Linked DNA regions of Homo sapiens: region 2 is linked to region 1. A link is a loop called in an ENCODE intact Hi-C map of the cell type or tissue named here. Cell type or tissue: GM12878. All regions are shown on one strand. Each heading gives the region's core, and the rest is flanking DNA. Links, peaks and the distances in the headings are about the cores only. Region 1 has its middle 150 kb from the start of MIR4303. Region 2 has its middle 170 kb from the start of TRD-GTC1-1.

Evidence for each region. Hi-C counts contacts between places; a loop is a spot of excess contacts. Peaks named below come from ENCODE experiments on the same cell type or tissue, not always from the same donor. Only the 100,000 strongest peaks of a DNase experiment are listed, where the experiment ranks them.
Region 2: it touches region 1 in a loop (4-fold over the local background); 2 of 110 quality-filtered maps call a loop at or near these places.

Annotation. Positions count from the first base shown.
Region 1 is chr12:98,147,026-98,152,370 of GRCh38, reverse strand. No RefSeq gene overlaps it. Among named protein-coding and RNA genes, the nearest start is that of MIR4303, 150 kb to the right of the region's middle. In GM12878, for the core only: no CTCF peak of the experiment used is centred there; a DNase peak (open chromatin) is centred at 2,928.
Region 2 is chr12:98,329,854-98,335,239 of GRCh38, reverse strand. No RefSeq gene overlaps it. Among named protein-coding and RNA genes, the nearest start is that of TRD-GTC1-1, 170 kb to the left of the region's middle. In GM12878, for the core only: a CTCF peak has its summit at 2,398 (motif pointing right); a DNase peak (open chromatin) is centred at 2,429.

The DNA.
Region 1 (5,345 bases), core at 346-5,345:
ACAAGCCATGCTGCTTCTATGAGCCTTTCTTTGGATATGTAAGCCTTCAGTGTAGACTTTTAAGGAAGATATTGAGAGTTTCTTGTAGACCAGATTTTTGTGTCCCTGGAGCCTGGAAATAATTAAGAGATTATTGTATGTGGGTGTTGCTGAGAGAGTGAAATGGTTTCAAGGCCTATGGGTTCATAAAAGACTTTCCTTCCCCCTCCTTCCCTCCCTCCCTCCCTCCCTCCCTCCCTCCCTTCCTTCCTTCCTTCCATCCATCCATGTTTCCTGTTCTCTCTTTTGTCTTTCCTTCTCTCCTTTATTCCTGTATACATTCATCCAACGAGAATTTTGAGCACCCATCATTTGATTATTTGAGACATATGCCAGCAGCTCTGAAGTATATGAAAGAAGTATAAGACAGAGACTTGTTCTCAAAGTTTGGATACGAAATAGACATATCTGAAATTGTATAGCAATAGTAGGGTAAACACAGGGTTAGGAATGAGGAAATCAGTATTTAAAACTTAGTGATGCTTTTCACTCACTGATCTTGGGCAAGTCACATGGCTACCCTAAGTTTCAACTTATCCACAATATGAAAGGAGTGAATGAAAAAATCTCTAAGTCCTGTCATTGCTCTAGGATTAATGGGCACGGTTATCTAGAATAATCTAGAGTGGTGGTTTTTGAACATTTTGGTTTCAGGATCCCTTCATACTCTTAGAAATTATTGAGGCCTCCAAAGAGCTTTTGTTTATGGGGGTTGTATCTCTTGACATTTACTGCATAAAATTTAAACCTGAGACATTTAAAAATATTTACTAATCCACAAAATAACAGACTCATTGCTTATAAACACATAATTATTTTCACGAAAAATGACTATAGTTTTTGACCAAGTGCTCACGATTGTCTGTTACTTATCCACGGAACTTTTGCTTGACCAAATTTTAATCAGGCTTCTCTCCTTCCAGTGGGCTCCCAAACTTTGGCTAGCTCCCAAGTTCGAGCAAGGCCTAAAGCACTAAGCTGTGAAACATCCTCCCTTAACAGCTCCTTCTGAGAACTGACTAACCACAAGAGAAACATTACTTGTTGAAGTACCTGATTTTGCCCCCTGTTCACCCACCTGCTTGTCCTCCTCACCCATATAGTCCCTGCCATCTCTGCTTACCCTTCCCTATATAAGAAAAACCTTTTTCTGCTTAATTTTAAGACACTTCCTCATCCTGAGGTCAAAGCATTCTCTTTATTGCAATTGTCTTTTCAAATAAAGTTACTCCTTATCTAAGTCTGGTGTTGTTTCTATTTGGCATTTTCAAAACAAAAATATTGAATGAGAAGAGTGGCATTGTTTTAAATTTTTGCACATCTCCTTCATGTCTGGCTTACTGCAGGCACTGCATTCCATCTGTTGTGATATGTTGCTTTGGTTGAAGTCTGTGGAGGAAATCTAGCTGCACATGGCTATGTATCCAATAGTTGAAAAAGGAGGACCTCAAAGACCTTCTGACAGGGTGTCAGGATGGCCCAAAACCAGACTTTGAAAACTGCTCTTCTAGAGACTGGGAGGAAGCAAAGAGCCAGATGTTGAACTGGATTCTACTGAATAGATTTCTCATGACTTACTGAAGGAAAAATAGAACTTAGCTGAAGTCTCTAGAAAAGAGCCCCACTTAAAAGATGAACTCCAAAAGACAGCTTCTGCAAAAAGCGATATAGAAGACTTTGAGATGGTCTGAAACAGCCCTGAAGGTGTAGCTGAGAAGTTAACCCTTTAAAAACATGAACATTTTGAAACAGATTTATTTTTCCAGCCAATGTGTTGACTGGTTTTTTTTTTTGTTTTTTTTTGTTTTTTTTTTTTACAAAAAGTTCAACCTTCATGATTTTCAGCAATTATGGGGTGTATTATGGAGCATTGCATAGCAAGAGATTGTAATAATGTGAAGTCTTGACACAAGGTTCAAGGATTCAATGATATTCTGTGGTAGCCAGAATAAAAAGATCCCCTGATAACCCCTGTTATCACCCTCCTGTTGAGCGTGACTGGAACCTCAGACACGATGAGAGATCACTCTTATGACTGTCCTGTTGTACGGCATAAAGAACTTTGCAGATGTAATCAAGGTCCCTAATTAGCTGAGTTAATCAAAAGGGCCATTATCGGGTAGATCTGACCTAATGGGCTGAGCCTTTAAAAGAGGGCTGCAGGTGGCTTCTAGGAGATGAAAGTGGACCCCATCTGGAAGTCAATAAAAGAACAGGGGGCTGAGTCATACATCTACAAGGAATTGAATTCTGCCAACAACCACGTGAGTTTGAGAACCCCTAGCTCCAGAAAGGAACTCAGCCCAGCTGACACCTTGATTTCTGCCTTATGAGACTCTGAGTGAAGGACCCAGCTTGAGCCACGCCTGGACTTCTGATCTACAGAAATGCTGGTGCAATAAACAGGTGTTGTTTTAAGCTGTTAATTGTGTGGAAATTTGTTATGCAGCAATAGGAACCTAACATACATTCCGATAAGTATTTTTATGTTTCATGGCCTATCTTAACTGAAGCTTGGAACCTTCCTGGATTTCCCCATAATCATGAATTGCAATGACAATACAAGAAAGGAGGCTAATGATCAAAGCAATTCTGTAGCATTGCCATACAGGGAACCACACACGTTGTCCCTCTTGGGTGGCTTACAGATATTGTTTAAAAAAGTCACTTAGAAGAGGCATTGCTTCAATTTTCCTTTTTAATAATCAAATCTTATTTATTCTCTTTCTTTAAATATTAAACAAGCTTTTAAAAAAAATACCTGGTTACTCAATTCTTTCCCACATTTTTCTCTGATGCAATACTTTTACCACCTTTGTCTGTCATGTTCTCTCTGTTCAGAACTCCTGTTTGCTCTGCTGCTTTTCTTTTTCCTTATTAGTCATCCTCCACAGATTAGTTAAAGTGGCCTTTAAAAAATGAAATCAGTTGATCAGGCCATGCCATTTCCCTGCTGTAAGCCTGTTGTGGTCTGAATGTTTGTGTTCCCCCCAAATTCATATGTTGAAGTCATAAGCCTAAATGTGATCATATTTGGAGATAAGGTCCATATGGAAATAGTTAAGGTTAAATAGAGTTATAAGGGTAGGGCCTTATCTGATAATATCAATGTCCTTATAAGAAGAGATACTGAAGAGTTTGTACTCTCTCTTGATGTATGTGCACCAAGGAAAAGCCCTATGAACACACAGTGAGAAGGCGCTTTCTATGCCTCTCACAAGCCAGGAAGATGGCCCTCACCTGGAACTGAAGGGATGGAACTTTATCCCAAATTTCTCAGCCTCCAGAACTGGGAGAAATAAATATCTGTTGTTTAAGCCACCCAGACCACGGCATTTTGTTATGGAAGCCCAAGCAGAGGAACACAAAGCCTTTCTGTGGCTTCCTGTCACTTTCAGAATGAAATCGGGACTCTTTATCATGGTGCCCTTCCCTGGCCTTATCATCTCCTTTTCCTCGCTGCTTCACTCACACTGGCTTTATGTTAGGTCTTCAAACATGCCACGCTCTTTCTCAGTGTAGCCTTCACTTTTGTTGTGACCTCTTTTAGGACTATTCAATCCTTTAGATCTTAGCTTAAATGTTAGATCCTCAGACAGGCCATCCCTGAAAAACCCTTCTTTAGTAGAATTCCACCTCCTCTCGTGGTTCATCATGTTAAATGATGTATTCCTTTGGTTGATGGCTTCTTGTCTGACTTCTACACTAGATTGTAAACCTCATGATGGCAGGGACATGTCTCTTTTATACACCACTATATCCCCAGTACCTGCCTCACTGCCTGGTGCATAGCAGGTGATCAACACATACTTGTTGAGTGAACAAAGAGCTGACATCTGAGGAGCATTGGTTTTTGCTCTATTGCATGTAGGCCTAAAAAGCCAGAGCTCCACATCCTGTACCCAACTCTTCACTTTGCTTGCTGAGTATCTTGAGGATAAGCTCTGCTATTGACAAGAATTTACACTTTCAGGAAGCTGGTGACAAATGAAATGTATGGTTTTTTTTTTTTTTAGAACACACACTAACTCCAAATAGTTCAGTCAAGTTACCAGTGATGCCTATGGTAGAAAATCAGATAATGTTTACAGCGAGTAGTTTCCTATTCCATGCTGATCTCCTTGAAAATAATTCTGACAATGTGGTCTGAAAAGATAGTATTGAAGAGTTTTTCACTCATCCTGATCTCTCTTCAGTTTCACAAAGCCAGTTCTTAGGGCGTTGGGTAATAATGCTTCTGTCTTTAAAAAAAATTTAATTTTTATGTTTCCTAATTAATACTCTTTAGGATTTTTTTTTTTTTTTTTGACAGACTCTCTCTGTCACCAGGCTGGAGTGCAGTGGCGTGATCTTGGCTCACTGCAACCTCCGACTCCCTGGTTCAAGAGATTCTCCTGCCTCAGCCTCCTGAGTAGCTGGAACTACAGGTGCATGCCACCATGCCTGGCTAATTTTTTTTTTTTTTGTACTTTTAGTAGAGACGGAGTTTCACTATATTGGCCAGGATGGTCTCTATCTCCCAACCTTGTGATCTGCCTGCCTCAGCCTCCCAAAGTGCTGGGATTACAGGTGTGAGCCATTGTGCCCAGCCAATATTCTTTAGGATTTTTAAAACTTCCCCTGAAAATGCATTTCTTTTTGAAAGCATTTTTGTTTTTTAAAAATGTAGACTATAAGTGTAGGGTTTCCTCAGTGTAAGAAAACACAGAGAAAGAAAAATCCCAAATTGTTATAGGGTACAATTTCCAAATTTGGGTGCATGGGGAATAATATTTTAAGTATTTTACTTAAGCTGATTAAAAGCTAAGTCTGAATGCAGGATAGATTGCTTTATCCATGGTGGATAAATGATGAGATGGAATATATTGGAAAATGGATGGAAGGAAGGAAGGAAGGAATATATATAATCCACTATAATGATGAGGTGGAATAACCATTATATATCATGTGTTCTTTCTCTCTTGTAGACTAAAAGAGTTATGTTGGGTGGTTCTTCCTTCTGCACTCTCTTTGCTTTAGGAAAAGATGCACTTTCTCCCCGGAATCACAGTTGAGACCAGCCTCACATAGTCTCCTAATTACTCAATATTCCCTTCAAAAGGCTTCCTTTCTCATTAAAACTTCTCCACTACAAAGAGAAATGTTGCTAGAGCACTCAGCGAGGCCTAGGTAGCTGATTTAGGGCTTAATCTTTAACCACACCATGCCTACTAACATAGATAACAGGAATATTCTCTTGAATACCAGGAGAAATACTGCTGCAGATGCTGCCCCACTCAGCCTTTAAGGCTCAATTCAACTCCCAC
Region 2 (5,386 bases), core at 167-5,166, 180 kb before region 1:
CACACAACTAGTAGGACATAGAGATCAAAACCAAATCTTCATGCCTTTAGCATGAATATGACACTATATGGCCCCAAAGGATCCTTGTCATTGTTCTCAATAAAGGTTATACCTGTTTGGGTCCAAGGACACCCCTCAATACTGGTGTTCCCAAATGTGAATGTGAGCTTAACTTTGTAAGGTTTAGCCTCTCCCGAGCATTGGATGCTCTGAGTCCCACAGGCAGGTTATTGCTGCAGATACCTAGTTCAACAATGGCTTTTACACTTTGCCCACTAGCTCCACTTTCACTTTTGAGTGGCTTAAAACACTCTTGTGCTGCTGTTATCTACTTCGTATACATTGTTTCTTTCTAGCTTGTCAATTCTGTCTAGCATATTCTATGCATTTAACACAATTTCGCCCTAATACCTCAACCTGAATTTTTCAAAGGACATTTTGGAGGTGAGAATCTCTTCAATGTATTTATCTGTATGGACAATTCTTTAAAATCTCCTCTTTATTTTTCAAGGTCTTTTTCTTCCCCTTAGCAAATCACTGATTCCTTAGCTGATATCATTTCTTCACTATATATAAAACCAGCCCACCACCCCCGCCAAAAAAACCATGAAAAGGTGACTAGCAAACAAATGTAATATAAAACTAGTAAATAAACATGCAAAAATATTCAATTTGGCTTGTAATTAGATAAATGCTAGTTTTAAAAATATAGGGAGATACTTTACTTGTCTATTGTATCAATAAAAATTATTTATAATTGATAATATCAAATATTTACAAAATTATGGTGAAATTGGTATTCTTTACTCCAATGAAAATGATCTAAGCTTCTGGAAAACAATATCTCACTATGTAGAAAGTGTCACAGAAATGTTCGTGAGTGTTGATCTAATAGTCCTGCAGCTAGCAATCTTTCACAAGTAACTAATATGAAAGGGAAAACTCATATACACAGACATGTTTCTTTTAGCATTATTTATTTTAAAAAGCCAAAAACTAAATATCTGCTTGTAAGAGAATGTCTAAATAAATGTGATGTCTTTAATTCTGGAATATTATACAGTCATTAAATATATGTAGTTTTATGCTTATGATCAAATATTTAAAGAAAGGAAATTAGTGTGTAGGCGTACCATAATTATAACGATATGCAAAATTAGAATAAAGTTTTAAAGAAATTGATTTAGAAAATATTCATTACAAAGGCTTATCACAAGCATATTTCCATTAGTAGCTGTTAAACTGGGTGTTAAATGAAGTAATTTTGTGAAATATAACTTGTTGTTTTTGTTAATTATGACCCCTCTTTAGGCATTAGTATCACTCCTTGGAATTAGAGCTAAAGAATTGGAGACTATCTGCATAGAAATACGGCCATGGTCTGGAAGACACCAAATCTGAGGGACACTAAATATGTGGCTGTGGCAGATCTTAGACCCCATCCAAGTTCTAAATTTTCACTGTCATCAAAAGTTTGCACGAGTGGAATATTGTTGCATTGAAGGAATGTGATGCTTTTGCTAGACCAAAGCTTCAGAGTCAGGCAGGAGGGGTAAAAGCTCCATGTCCACGCACACTCTTCAGAGCTTAGTGTAGCTTTCATGGAATAATCATGTAGAATTGGCTTAAAGGAGAGAATCCTCTCCCTCAAAGTCTCGTCAGACACACACCATCCCTTTGTGTCTCGAGATCTAGCAGAGCCACCCATTGAGGCTCTTGGCTTTTACACTTCTGGATGATACATTTCTTTCTTTCTTTTTTTTTGAGACTCTTGCTCTGTTGTCCAGGCTGGGTTGCGGTGGTGCGATCTTGGCTCACCGCAACCTTCGTCTCTGGGTTCAAGTGATTCTCCTGCCTCAGCCTCCTGAGTAGCTGGGATTACAGGTGCGTGCCACCACCCCTGGCTAATTTTTTTTTGTATTTTTAGTAGAGATGGGGTTTCACCATGTTGGTCAGGCTGGTCTCGAACTCCTGACCTCATGATCCACCTGCCTCGGCCTCCCAAACTGCCAGGATTACAGGCATGAGCCACCGTGCCCGGCCTGGATGATATTTGCAAATTCCAATTCTCCTAATTCAAAAATTTTTCTGCCATTTTCTCTGACTCTGGAATTTATTTCAAAGTGTTGACCTAAAGGAAGAGGCTGAGGCACAAAATATTAAATACTTTACTTGAGTCAGAATGAGGACAGCCGCCTGGGAAATACTTCCAAGTTGCCTTGGGACATGCTCCATTCGGCTTTTGTTACAAGCAGGGTTTTAAAGGCAAAAGGGAGCAAGGATGGGTAGAGACAAAGTTGTTTGACAGGCATTCCCATTGGTTTACAGAAATAACACTGACTAGTGATTGGCTATACATTGTTGAACTGTAGGGTATGAGTTATGGTGTCCAGTGGATGGCATTGTTGGGTTAATTTATGACTACTTGGTGTCAGTCTGTCTAGAGCCCACATAGCAAGTAGCTTCAGAAGGTGATTACTTAGGGGGAAGTGAGATGTGCCTGAAGTCACATTTCAATTCCTCCCTGGGCCTGATCATTTCAGAGGGGTCTCACATTCCTCAGATAAAGCATTTCTTTTTTTTTTTTTTTTTCTCAAGAGGGAGCATAGAGATACTTGAATGACAATTTGATTGGCACACATTCTGGATACTGTAATTGGCCTAAATCAAATAAAATATACACAAAAAGCACATGGCCAGGGGTGTTTTAAAAATGATTCAAATTGATACCAAACATTTATTTTCCAATTAAGTTTCAATTTGCAAAAGTGTGATAAGGAACCTATCCATTTAAGGGAAAAAATTTTTGAGAATCTTAGTAAAACATATGCATTAAAGAAAAAAATTGAATATGCTAAAGCAATTGAGTTATAGTTGTGAGTTTGAAACATTTTATTTTAATTTTTAAAACTTTCTGAACTATATATTTCTTTCTTTCTTTTTTTTTTTTTTTGACAGTATCACTCTGTCACCCAGGCTGGAGTACAGTGGCACTATCTTAGCTCACTGCAACTTCTACCTCCTGGGTTCAAGGGATTTTCGTACCTCAGCCTCCCAAGTAGCTGGGATTACAGGTACATGCCACCACACCTGGCTAATTTTTCGTATTTCTGTAGAGATGAGGTTTTGCCATGTTGGCCAGGCTGGTCTTGAACTCCTGGCCTCAAGCGGTCTGCCGGCCTCAGCCTCCCAAAGTGCTGGGATTACAGGTGTGAGCCACGACACCTAGCCTGAACTATATATTATTTCTACTGAATAAAAATGAAAATAATTCCAGTTGATCCTTAAGAAAACCAAATACCTCCTAGTGTTTTTAGTTTTTTTAAAAAATCAAGGATTTTTCAAAGTATGAAGATTTTTTATTACTGAGGATAATACAAAATTGGTGCTATACATTTAGAAAACGAAGCTTAAAAGCATTTCTCAAAACTATTTTGGAAGAAGGCAGTATCAAAAGAGTAAATGTATAGGCTTTAATGGGGACAAATTCATGGATTTAACCATATTCTGTGCATTTGTTTCAAAAGCAATTGTATTTTCTATAGGCTCATCTTATGCACTGAATTATCTAATTTTCTTTTAAAAGAAAGAGTGTTTTGGTTAACTACTGTTAGAACAATGCTGCATGAGATCTCACCAGTATACATCAGTAAGCATCTAATTAGCTGATGGATGTGTAGGTTGGGCATCTGTTGGCTCATCTGGGCTGGGCTCAGCCGGGTATCTATGCTTCTAGTTGCAGCAACTGGGGTGGCTCTGCTTCTGTAGGTCTAGGCTAAATCAGCTCCACATATCTCTCATTCTCCCTGGTGTAGCCATCGAGCGGGGCAAGTTCTTCTCATGGTGATACAACAGAGCAAGAAGGCAAACAGAAATATTCAAGTTTAGGCTTTGGACTGTTGGTTCTTTTCTCCTGCCACTGAAGAAAACAAGCCACATTGTAGAGCCCAACATTAAGGGCAGGAAATACATTCTGCTCATGATGAGGTCATGGCAAAGAAGGGGTAAAGAACTGGAACTGATCATTTAATTCACCTCAAGAGGGTGAAAAGATGTCATAAACCTAGAAAATGGTCCAATGGTAAATTAGCTACCCAAATTGCAGAGGGTGATTGTGGTATTGTGATATAATAAGAAATACATGGCCGGGCGCAGTGGCACATGCCTGTAATCCTAGCACTTTGGGAGGCCAAGGCAGGTGGATCATGAGGTTGGGAGATTGAGACCATCCTGGCCAACATGGTGAAACCTTGTCTCTACTAAAAGTACAAAAAATTAGTCGGGCGTGGTGGTGTGTGCCTGTAGTCCCAGCTACTTGGGAGGCTGACACAGGAGAACGGCTTGAACCTGGGAGGCAGAGGTTGCAGTGAGCCGAGATTGTGCCACTGCACTCCAGCCTGGCAACAGAGCTAGACTCCATCTCAAAAAAAAAAAAAAAAAAAAAAGAAATACATATTTATTTGGTCTCTGCTCCTGGTTCCTGGCACACAGCTTCTAAAACCCTTGAAATTTCTGCAGTGATGAGCATCTTTTGTACACTAATGAGATGACTGGTGGCTGGGGTCCTCCAGATAGCTTTGGGATGGGTCAGGTCACCAGAAAGACACAGCATGAGTAGGGGGTTGGAAGTTTCAACCCAGCCCTCTCCACCCCGTGGGAGAAGAAAGGGGCAAGCCTCAATGGCCAATGATATAATCAACCATACCTGTGTAATGAAGCCTCCATAAAACCCAAAGGACAGGGTTCAGGGAGCTTTCGGGTTGCTGAACACTTGGAGGTGTCTGGTGGGGGCTGTGCCCAGGGAGGCATGGAAGCTCCGTGCCCCTTTCCTCATACCTTTTCCTGTGCATCTCTTCCGTCTGGCTGTTCATCTGTATCCATTGTAATATCCTTTATAATACATGGGTAACACAAGTAAAGTGTTTCCTCGAGTTCTGTAAGCCTCTCTAGCAAATTAATTGAACATGAGGAGGGGGATATGGGAACCCAGGTTTTTAGCTGGTCAGTCAGAAGCACAGATCACAACCTGGGGCTTGCCATTGGCATCTGAAGTGGGAGGCAGTCTTGTGGGACTGTGACCTTAGCCTGCAGAGTCTGATGCTATCCCCAGGTAGATAGCAGAAGAATTGAATGAAGTTATAGGATACCCAGTTGGTGTCTGCTGGAGAATTGCTTGGTATGTGGTAAACCCAACACATGCCTGGTCACAGAAGCCTTCTGATATGGTTTGGTTCTGTGTCCCCACCCAAATCTCATCTCCAATTGTAATCCCCATGTGTTGAGGGAGGGAGGTGATTAGATCATGGGGGCGGTTCCCCCATGCTGTTCTTGGGATAGTGAGTAAATTCTCATGAGTTCTGATAGTTTTAAAAGTGAAAGTTTTTTT